Regions from separate parts of the Homo sapiens genome. Here regions 2 and 3 are each linked to region 1. Evidence: chromatin contacts called from ENCODE Hi-C or POLR2A ChIA-PET data. All regions are on one chromosome and are shown on one strand. Each heading gives the region's core, a stretch centred on a gene start or an enhancer-like site at or near the end of the contact. The rest is flanking DNA. Distances are from core to core; before and after follow the strand shown. Region 1 overlaps LARGE1 (LARGE xylosyl- and glucuronyltransferase 1). Region 2 overlaps LARGE1 (LARGE xylosyl- and glucuronyltransferase 1). Region 3 overlaps LARGE1 (LARGE xylosyl- and glucuronyltransferase 1).

Evidence for each region. Hi-C counts contacts between places; a loop is a spot of excess contacts on that map. ChIA-PET counts read pairs that join two places held with the same protein, here RNA polymerase II (POLR2A). Pooled maps may share reads with other maps.
Region 2: a loop to region 1 is called in a map of OCI-LY7, with 9 times the contacts of the local background. The contact joins two enhancer-like sites. A Hi-C loop is called at or near these places in 1 of 168 maps with a recorded cell type or tissue (OCI-LY7), 2 of 37 single-sample maps with no recorded cell type and 4 of 50 pooled maps.
Region 3: a loop to region 1 is called in a map of OCI-LY7, with 6 times the contacts of the local background. The contact joins two enhancer-like sites. A Hi-C loop is called at or near these places in 1 of 168 maps with a recorded cell type or tissue (OCI-LY7), 8 of 37 single-sample maps with no recorded cell type and 5 of 50 pooled maps. POLR2A ChIA-PET finds 5 or more read pairs at or near these places in 2 of 52 experiments (BJ and OCI-LY7).

The regions. Positions count from the first base shown.
Region 1 is chr22:33,840,376-33,843,175 of GRCh38, reverse strand. All of the region lies in intron 1 of LARGE1 (LARGE xylosyl- and glucuronyltransferase 1), which reads left to right. Among named protein-coding and RNA genes, the nearest start is that of LARGE1, 79 kb to the left of the region's middle. RefSeq lists an enhancer at 1,216-1,275. Within about 2 kb of position 1,360, at least 3 of the 41 ENCODE cell types and tissues checked have a DNase peak (open chromatin) inside an H3K27ac peak, as active enhancers do; they include OCI-LY7, where a contact is called at or near this core.
Region 2 is chr22:33,270,038-33,272,837 of GRCh38, reverse strand. It overlaps LARGE1 (LARGE xylosyl- and glucuronyltransferase 1), which reads left to right. Exons shown (of 15, transcript NM_133642.5): 15 at 1-329. Among named protein-coding and RNA genes, the nearest start is that of LARGE1-AS2, 110 kb to the right of the region's middle. Within about 2 kb of position 1,342, at least 9 of the 41 ENCODE cell types and tissues checked have a DNase peak (open chromatin) inside an H3K27ac peak, as active enhancers do; they include OCI-LY7, where a contact is called at or near this core.
Region 3 is chr22:33,298,277-33,301,076 of GRCh38, reverse strand. The region is part of intron 12 of LARGE1 (LARGE xylosyl- and glucuronyltransferase 1); the gene reads left to right. Among named protein-coding and RNA genes, the nearest start is that of LARGE1-AS2, 140 kb to the right of the region's middle. RefSeq lists enhancers at 815-1,184, 1,195-1,244. Within about 2 kb of position 1,341, at least 5 of the 41 ENCODE cell types and tissues checked have a DNase peak (open chromatin) inside an H3K27ac peak, as active enhancers do; they include OCI-LY7, where a contact is called at or near this core.

The DNA.
Region 1 (2,800 bases), core at 111-2,610:
GGAGAGCTGACCCATTCACAAGCAGGGAAGATAGAACGGAAAATCAAGGACAGCTTCACAGAAGAGATAAAGCCTGGGTTGGGTTGTGAGGATGAAAAGGATGTCTTCCAGGAAGGCTAGGAGTATGGAAATCCAGGGCCACGTGAACAACATAGACAGGACCCCCCCAGAGGAACAAAACAGATGCCCTGTTTGGAGAACTGTAGGTGTTGTGGTTTTTTTGTTTTGTTTTGTTTTGTTTTGTTTTGTTTTGTTTTGTTTTGTTTGTGCTAGAATGGGAAATGTGAGTGAGAGAGAGCAACAGGTAAAATGCTGGAGACATTCTCAAGAGTAACATCCCAGCTGCCCTCTAGATCAGTAGCCATTAGCGGCATGTGGCTACTTTAAATGAGTTGAAATGAAATAAAATTAAAAATACAGTTCCTTAGTCTCAATAGCCACCTGCAGCTAGTGGCCACCATATTTTAGAGCACAGATGTAGAAAATATACATCATGACTGTTGGGCAGTGCTGGGCTGAATGTTTCCTTATTTGGCTCACATCTGTCAAGCTGCACCTGGTGTTTCGTGACACCTGCACGCGTCAGGTTTTGGAGTGGCTTGCTTCGTTTTGGTAGAAGAGCCTGTACTGGCTGCTCAGGGCCACAGTGGATGTGCCAGAGAGATTGAATGTATAGTTAGAAGCAATGTACAATTGCTCAAGATATGAATATTAGTAACTTTGTTTTATTTTTTAGCACTGCTCAGATGAATATATAAAAATCCGAAGAAATATGTTATTTCCCCTCTAAGCCAGCAGAGCTACTAGTTTTATTAAGCAGACAATGGCAAATCTATTTTTAATTTAATTTTTTATTAAAAAATGCCCTACTGCTTGAGATTCTAATCTCTAGCTGAATAGTAAGTGTCATTTTCGAGTTGCGAATCGCCAGAGCAACAGCGTGCGTCGAAGGCACTTAATAAATAGGATTCGGTGCTTTACGTCCGTGTAGAGACAAAAATAGATCAAAAAGCTTTTCGATTTTACTTTTGAGTACAGTGTTCTGACTTTCTAGATGGTAAGGAACCATTTAGAACTATAAAGGGATTTCGATTTCGATAACAGTAACTGTGTTTAATGTTACAAACTTTCTATTTTGTAAGTGGCTTTCTTTGAAGTCCTGTTGGCAGTTTGTTAAATATTTTAGACTGTTATTTGTGACCAAGAGGTTCAGTTTGGAGGACTTTTTGTGATTCACCCGTGTGCTTTAAAATAATTTGCCACTATTTTTGGAGTACTCGGTCCCAGGAGATTTGTGCATGAGTCCTGATTTTGTCTCTTAGTAGCAGTGTGACTCAGGGCAAGTCACATAGCCTGTGCTGAGGATCTCTTGGCTTTCTGACTTTGTATTTATTCACCCTGCTTAGTTTTCCCAGGGAGACCCACACTCACACCCACCCTTTAGCCCATGGACTTTGGTGGAGATGATATTGTGCAGGGCTTCAGGGGGAGACATAGGACTCAGATTATTCCTAATACTGGCTTATAGTAATTGGCTTAGAGGTGGTTTCATGACCTAGTTGGAGCCCACAAGATGTGATGAGGCTTTTGTTGGGGCTGTTGAGAGGTATGTGTGTTCTTTCCCACTGGCCTTGAACTCAGAGGTTGGAGCTGCGGATATTGTAGCTACATCCAACCTAGTAGCTGTCTTGCTACTGCATGGCATCTGAGTATGAAGTCCGTGTGGATGAGAGCAGAGCTGAGGTGGAGAGGGACCAGGCCATCTCCTGGACCCAGATCAAACCTTGCCACAGGGTAGATTCACCTCTGGACCTTACAGATTGTGAACTATTCAGTCCTTTATTTTGCCTGCATTAGTTTGAGTTGGATTTTCTGTCACTTTCATTGGAAAGCTCCCTCAAAAACTCTGAAACATTTTTTGTACATTTGTAAGAGGAAAAAAAAATGAGAGTAACAGAACAGACGCACCTTGGCTTAGCATAGATTGCATCCTGCTAAACCCATCGTAAGTTGAAAATATCAAGTTCAAAATTTGCGTTTAATACATTTAACCTACATTACAGCATAGTTTAGCTTAGCCTGCCTTAAACATGCTCACTTTCATTGGCCTGTATTTGGGCAAAATCATGCAACCTAAGCCTAGGTATATTAAATACTGTACTGAAAATGAAAAACAGAATGGTTATATGGGTACTCAAGTATAGTTTCTATTGAATGCATATTGCTTTTGCATCATCATAAAGCTGGAAAGTCATCCAGGTGCAGTGGCTCACGCCTGTAATCCCAGCACTTTGGGAGGCTGAGGCGGGTGGATCACTTGAGCCCAGGAGTTCGAGACCAGCCTGGGCAACGTGACGAAACCTTGTCTGTATAAAAACTAGAAAAATTAGATGGTCATGGTAGCATGTGCCTGGGGAGTTTAGGCTGCAGTGAGCCGTGATCACGCCACTGTGCTCCAGCCTGGGTGACTGAGCGAGACCCTTTCCCAGAAAAAAAAAAAGCTGAAAAATCTAAGTCGAATTATCCTAAATCGGGGACTGTCTGTACTTACCTTATATCTAGGGTTGCTGTAAAGATGAAGGAGGGCAATAGATCCAATAGTACTTTAAAAGTGGTAAAATACTAGATATTTGCAAGAAAAGATGCTAGAACCTTTCACACCAAATTTTGACTGTGTGAGAAATAAATCAACAATGTAGTTTCACAGCTCCAAGCTAATAGAGATTAAACTATATTACTCTCAGTATTTTGCCAAAGTGAGTTGGTCTTCAAAAATAGTTTTAAAAGAATGTATGTATAA
Region 2 (2,800 bases), core at 93-2,592, 570 kb after region 1:
TCTACCAGATGTGGGCTAGGAGGGTAAATCCTGGTAATCAATTGTAAAGGGAACATCCCATCCTTGGGCCTGGTAGTCATGTGGGACCCTATAGCAATCCGGTTTGTGAGATCACTCACGATGTTACATGCTCAAGTGGATGTTACACGGAAATTTATACAAGAATTAGGAAAATTACCATTAGGACTAATTTTTGCATAGATCTAGCTAGGCTTATGTATGTATGTAAATATATATGTAGACAGAGCATACAAGTATATAGCCTATATACAAAGCATTTATAAATAAAAAGTGACATATATGTATAAAGCAGAACAAAAATTTTGAAAGTACATGTCAAAGTCCAATTTGTTCAGTGGTGTGCCAGGCCAGCTTCTACATGCTCACAAGGCCTTTTTGGGCATATTTCCAGTTTCCACGTTCAGTGATTCCTCTGTCCCCATCCCCAAGAGCTAGTTGTTAAATATTTACCAGCAGCATATCATTGACTTTCTCTCTCCCCTGTGTACACACAAGCACACACAGACAGATACACAGATACAGAGGCACTCACTAATTTCTCCTCCTTCCCTAGAGAGGACCACTGTTAGGAGATGTACACATACCGATACAGGTTTTGAATTAATCATTACCAGCTACTTGAGCCAAGTGAAAACCTGATGGTAGCACTGGTTCCTCAATGTTAAAAATCCATTTTTAATTCCCTAAAGCCTTTTTATTTTTAAAATTTTGCTTGGCCCCTGACTCATGCCCAGCCACCTTGCTTTCACTTGCATTTTTATGGGCGTAGCTGGTGACCATGTAATTTGTCATCTAAATCGGGTCACTTCTGAGAATGAAAGGTGCTAATTATTTTTACACAATAGGCATAAACTAGAAGATGATGTACCTTCACGTACAGTGAATTTATTAAGGCCAGAAACTGATACTTCACACCAACAGGAGAAAATCCTATTTCCCCAAAGACAGGTGCCTTACACTGTAAGCCAATCTCACTGAAGGCTGGAGCTCAGACATTGGCGGATGCCCAACTTCAACAGAGAGGCTGCCAACCCAATGGAGGCTGAGGTCCGCAGAGCCAGCAGCCTGCATTCCCAGAACTTACACTGGGAGCAGCAGTTCACTGCCAGCCCCAGCTTATGTGTGGGGAGCTGTAGCCATTTGGGCAGAGGTAATTGCAAAAGATGTTGATTTCTTTGCATCAATTCCCTGGGGGGTAAAACAGGCCTTTAAATGTGTCACACAGATGTTTTCATGCTTAAATAAGCCAATACTAATCTTGGCTTTCAGTTGAGAGGAAGGACAAGGTTCCCTCATTTGGTCCCCTTAACAGTCAGTGTGGAGGGGAACTGAGATGTTTTCAGTAACCACTATGTGCAGAAGCCTTTGGCAGGCATGAGTTCACCGAACCCTTGGAGCAAAACTGCAAAGTGGATATTAACATTTCTACTTGGGGAACCTGAATGCATTCTGTGTAATTAAGTAACTCCTCCAAATTCACATGGTTAATATATGGCAGACCTAGAATTTAAATCAAATCCTACTTCTTTGAATCCAAAGGCACATAACCTGCAATGCTACTTCCTTTCCCAATAAGAAGGAAACAGATATGAAACAGTGACAGACAAGAGAATTTGAACCTATGTAGGAAGATTCTTGGATTTCTAGTCTTCTTCCTTCAACATCCATCCAATAACACACACAGTCCAGACAGCAATCTCCTAAAATATGCCAAATCTTGCTATGCTCATGGACTTCCTGAAAATTAATTTGAAATAGACCTGGGTGATCTATAATCATATTCAGACAGCTGGGTTCCACTCTAGGGGATAGTAATTGATTCTCTGAATGCTTCTCCTGGGTTGTTTCTTAGATTACATGGCTCAGGTAGAGACACTAAGTTTTAAGCTCTCCCTTGTACCCTGACTTAGCATGCTGCTTCAGAGTGATCTCTCTGAATGTGTTGAGCTGATTTACAGAGCACATATTTGCTGAGTTGACTAATAGCCTCTTTGTGCCCCATCATGAAAGGACAGACCCTACTTTAATTCTGTTCCTTTCAAAGACTCTACTGTCTTTGAGTTAAGGCTTCATTTGTGGTCACCAGGCCTTTAGGGAGCTCTGTGTTAGTGAAAGAAATGTGATTCAAATCCCCTCTCAGACACAGCTCCTTCACACTCTTGGTAGAGATAATAAGAACTACCCTTTATTGAACCAAGACTTCTATGGTAGTTGGCAATGATGGATCCTCACAGCTATGTTATAAAATAAGGGAGGTATTATTATCCCCATTATTTAGCTAATAAAACTAGCTCCCAGAGAAATTAATGTGACTTGCCCAAGACCACACAGGCTGCTAATGGAATGCCAGAATTTGAACCAAAATCTGGCTGGCTTCAAAAACCCCTGTCTTTCCACTAAAATGTGCTACTGCCTTCCCATACAATACTGAAATCAGCTTAGCTGCGAGGCTTGTACAGTCGTATCTTCATGTACTTCATATACTTCGTTTTCCTCATTTTTTTTAACCCTAAGGGTTTATTATTCAGCTTAGTGCCATTCAAGTTTATGAAATGTCACTTATCTGCCATATGCATTCTAAGAGGTTTCAGACCCATAGGATCTAATGTCGGATATACCATGATCTTTGTTTCCATTCATTTAACAAAACTCCTTTTAAGAAGTGTCCTTTAATTTCAAGAAATAACTGGTGATATCCAAAAGGAGGTAATGGGGGTGCCACAAAAATGTGGGGTTTCTGACTGTGAATATTTAATGGATTTGGTCATTGGTTTGTTGT
Region 3 (2,800 bases), core at 92-2,591, 540 kb after region 1:
TGAGGACTCCAATGAAGCCCCCAGACCCTTCTAGAAACTGACTTTCTCAGCACTGATCTCCCATAAAATTCTGTACCCAAGCTCTGTCAAGATATTAATATTGGCCAGGTGCAGTGGCTAACACCTGTCACCCAGCATTTTAGGAGGCTGAGGTGGGAGAATTGCTTGAACCCAGGAATTCGAGACCAGCCTGAGCAATATAGTGAGACCCCATCTCTACAAAAAATTTCAAAAATTGGCCAGGCGCGGTGGCTCACGCGTGTAATCCCAGCACTTTGGGAGGCCGAGGCCGGTGAATCACGAGGTCAGAAGATCGAGACCATCCTGGCCAACATGGTGAAACCCCATCTCTACTGAAATACCATAAATTAGCTGGGCATGGTGGTGCATGCCTGTAGTCCCAGCTACTAGGGAGGCTGAGGCAGGGGAATCGCTTGAACCCCGGAAGGCAGAGGTTGCAGTGAGCTGACATCGCACCACTGCACTCCAGCCTGGCAACAGAGTGAGACTCCATCTCCAAAAAAAAGAAAAAAAATTGCTGAGCATTGTGGAACATGCCTGTTGTTTCAGCGACTTGGGAGGTTGAGACAGGATGATCTCCTGAGCCCAGGCAGCTGAAGCTAGAGTGAGCCATGATTGTGCCACTGCACTCCATCCTGAACAGCAGGGCAACACCCTATCTCAAAAAAACACATTTGTTAATTACTTAAGAATGATGACAGTTACAAGTTACTGAGCCCTTACCATGTGCCAGAAACCCTGCCAGCTGCACTCAGTCTGTCATTACCTCTGTTCTTCACACTGCTCTTTAAGGTAACTACCATTACAGGTGACCAAACTGAGGCCCCAGAGAAGTTAAATGTTAGCATTAGAGGAGGAGGAAAGCAGCCTTCCTCCATGCCAGCCTGCTCACTCTGTCGAAGGGGCCAGGTTACTCCCAAACCCCCAGGGTACCAGAGCAGGCCGACTGGCAGCCCTCGGCTTGTACCCCCAAACACTGATTTATATCACCTTTTTTGGGGTTCTATTTGGTTACCAAAAAAAGTTCAGCATGTTAGCTCTTTGAGCAGTTGCTTAGCAACCAGCTAATATTACAGCCAAAACAAACAGATCAATTGGAAAATAATGGAATAAGCTGTACGCATGGACAATAGCTGCAGAGTTTTACTAAAATCTCCTTCCAGCCCCTTCATCTACTTTTTCTGAAGAATGAGCTCCTGGATGTACAGCTTTCACTTTTGATCTCAGAAATGTCAGGCGAAAGTCAGCGGGGCATGGCAGAGGTTGCGCAGACTTGCCTTTGAAGCCAGGTTCCACAACACTAATCAAGTGTGTGAGTTGGGGCTGCTTGCTTCATCTCCTCATTCTTTCACTTCCTCAGTTAATATAGGAGCTAATGATAGCCTCCTGTGGGGCTATGGCGGGTGCCCAGCAGGAGTTCATTTTCTGCCCCTTGGCCTATTCAGTATTGGACTTCTGTGCTAGGCCCCTGCCCCAACCCAACCCCCGCCATTGCAAACTCTGCCACCTTCTGTGCAGCCTGGGTAGCTTCATGTGACCATCTCAATTTTTTTGCTTTCTGAAAATGAGAAACTATATATTGATACTACTCATTCTTTCAAAAACTGTGTAGTGAGCATGTACTATGTGTCAGGCAGTATGCTACATTGTAGGTGATGTTGCTGTCCCTGGGGGTCATTCAGACCTGCGTTTCAGTGCAGAGGACTCTCCCTCCCCTTTCCCTTCCCTCTTTTCCCCTCCCCTCCACTCCTTTCCTTCCCTTCCTTTCTTTCTCTCTCTCTTTCTTTCTTTTTCTCTCTTTTCTCATTTTCTCTCTTTAATTCATTTCTTTCCATACTGCTTCCTCTCTCTCTCTCACTCTGTTGCTCAGGCTGGAGTGGAATGGTGCAATCATGGCTCACCGCAACCTCAACCTCCCCAGGCTCAAGCGATGCTCCCACTTTAGTCTCCCCAGTAGCTGGGATTATAGGCATGCGCCACCATGCTGGGCCAATTTTTTTTTTACCATTTGTAAAGACAGGGTTTCGCTATGTTGCCCAGGCTGGTCTTGAACTCCTAGTCTCAAGTGATCCGCCCACCCAGGCCTCCCAAAGTGCTGGGATTACAGGCAAGAGCCACTGCTTCCCGCGTCTCTCTCTCTCTCTTTCCTTTTTTCTTTCTTTCCATCTTTCCTTTTTCTTTTCTTTTTTCTTTTCTTTCTTCTTTCTTTCCTTTACTTCTCTTTAGACACAGGGTCTTGCTCTGTCACCCAGGCTGGAGTGCAGTGGTGCAATCATAGCTTACTGCAGCCTCAAACTCCTGGGCTCAAGCAATCTTCCTGCCTCAGCCTCCCAAGTAGCTGGGACTACAGTTGTACACCACCTTGCCCAGCTAATTTTTTAATTTCCTTTTAGAAAAATAAACATAACCCAGACCCTATTGTCCAGGCTAGTCTCAAACTCCTGGGCTCAAGCAGTGCTCCTGCCTCAGCCTCCCACAACCCTAGGATTACAGGCGTGAGCCACCATGGCTGACTGATGCTGAGTACTCTTTATTTAGAATTTATTTGACCTTGGGAAAGGCACTTAACTTCTCTAACTTGTTTTATCTGTGAAGTGGGAATCATACTGCTTTTTCCTCTTCCCCAGTTCTTAAGGAACTGAGAAGATAAGAGCTAACAGTATTTGCAGAGCACCCAGGAATGCCCGAAACATTCTTTGTTCCATGCCTCTGCGTGGCCAGGCACTGTTTCAGGTGCTGGGGCTAGAACAGTGAACAGGGGAGACAAAGTTCTGGCCCT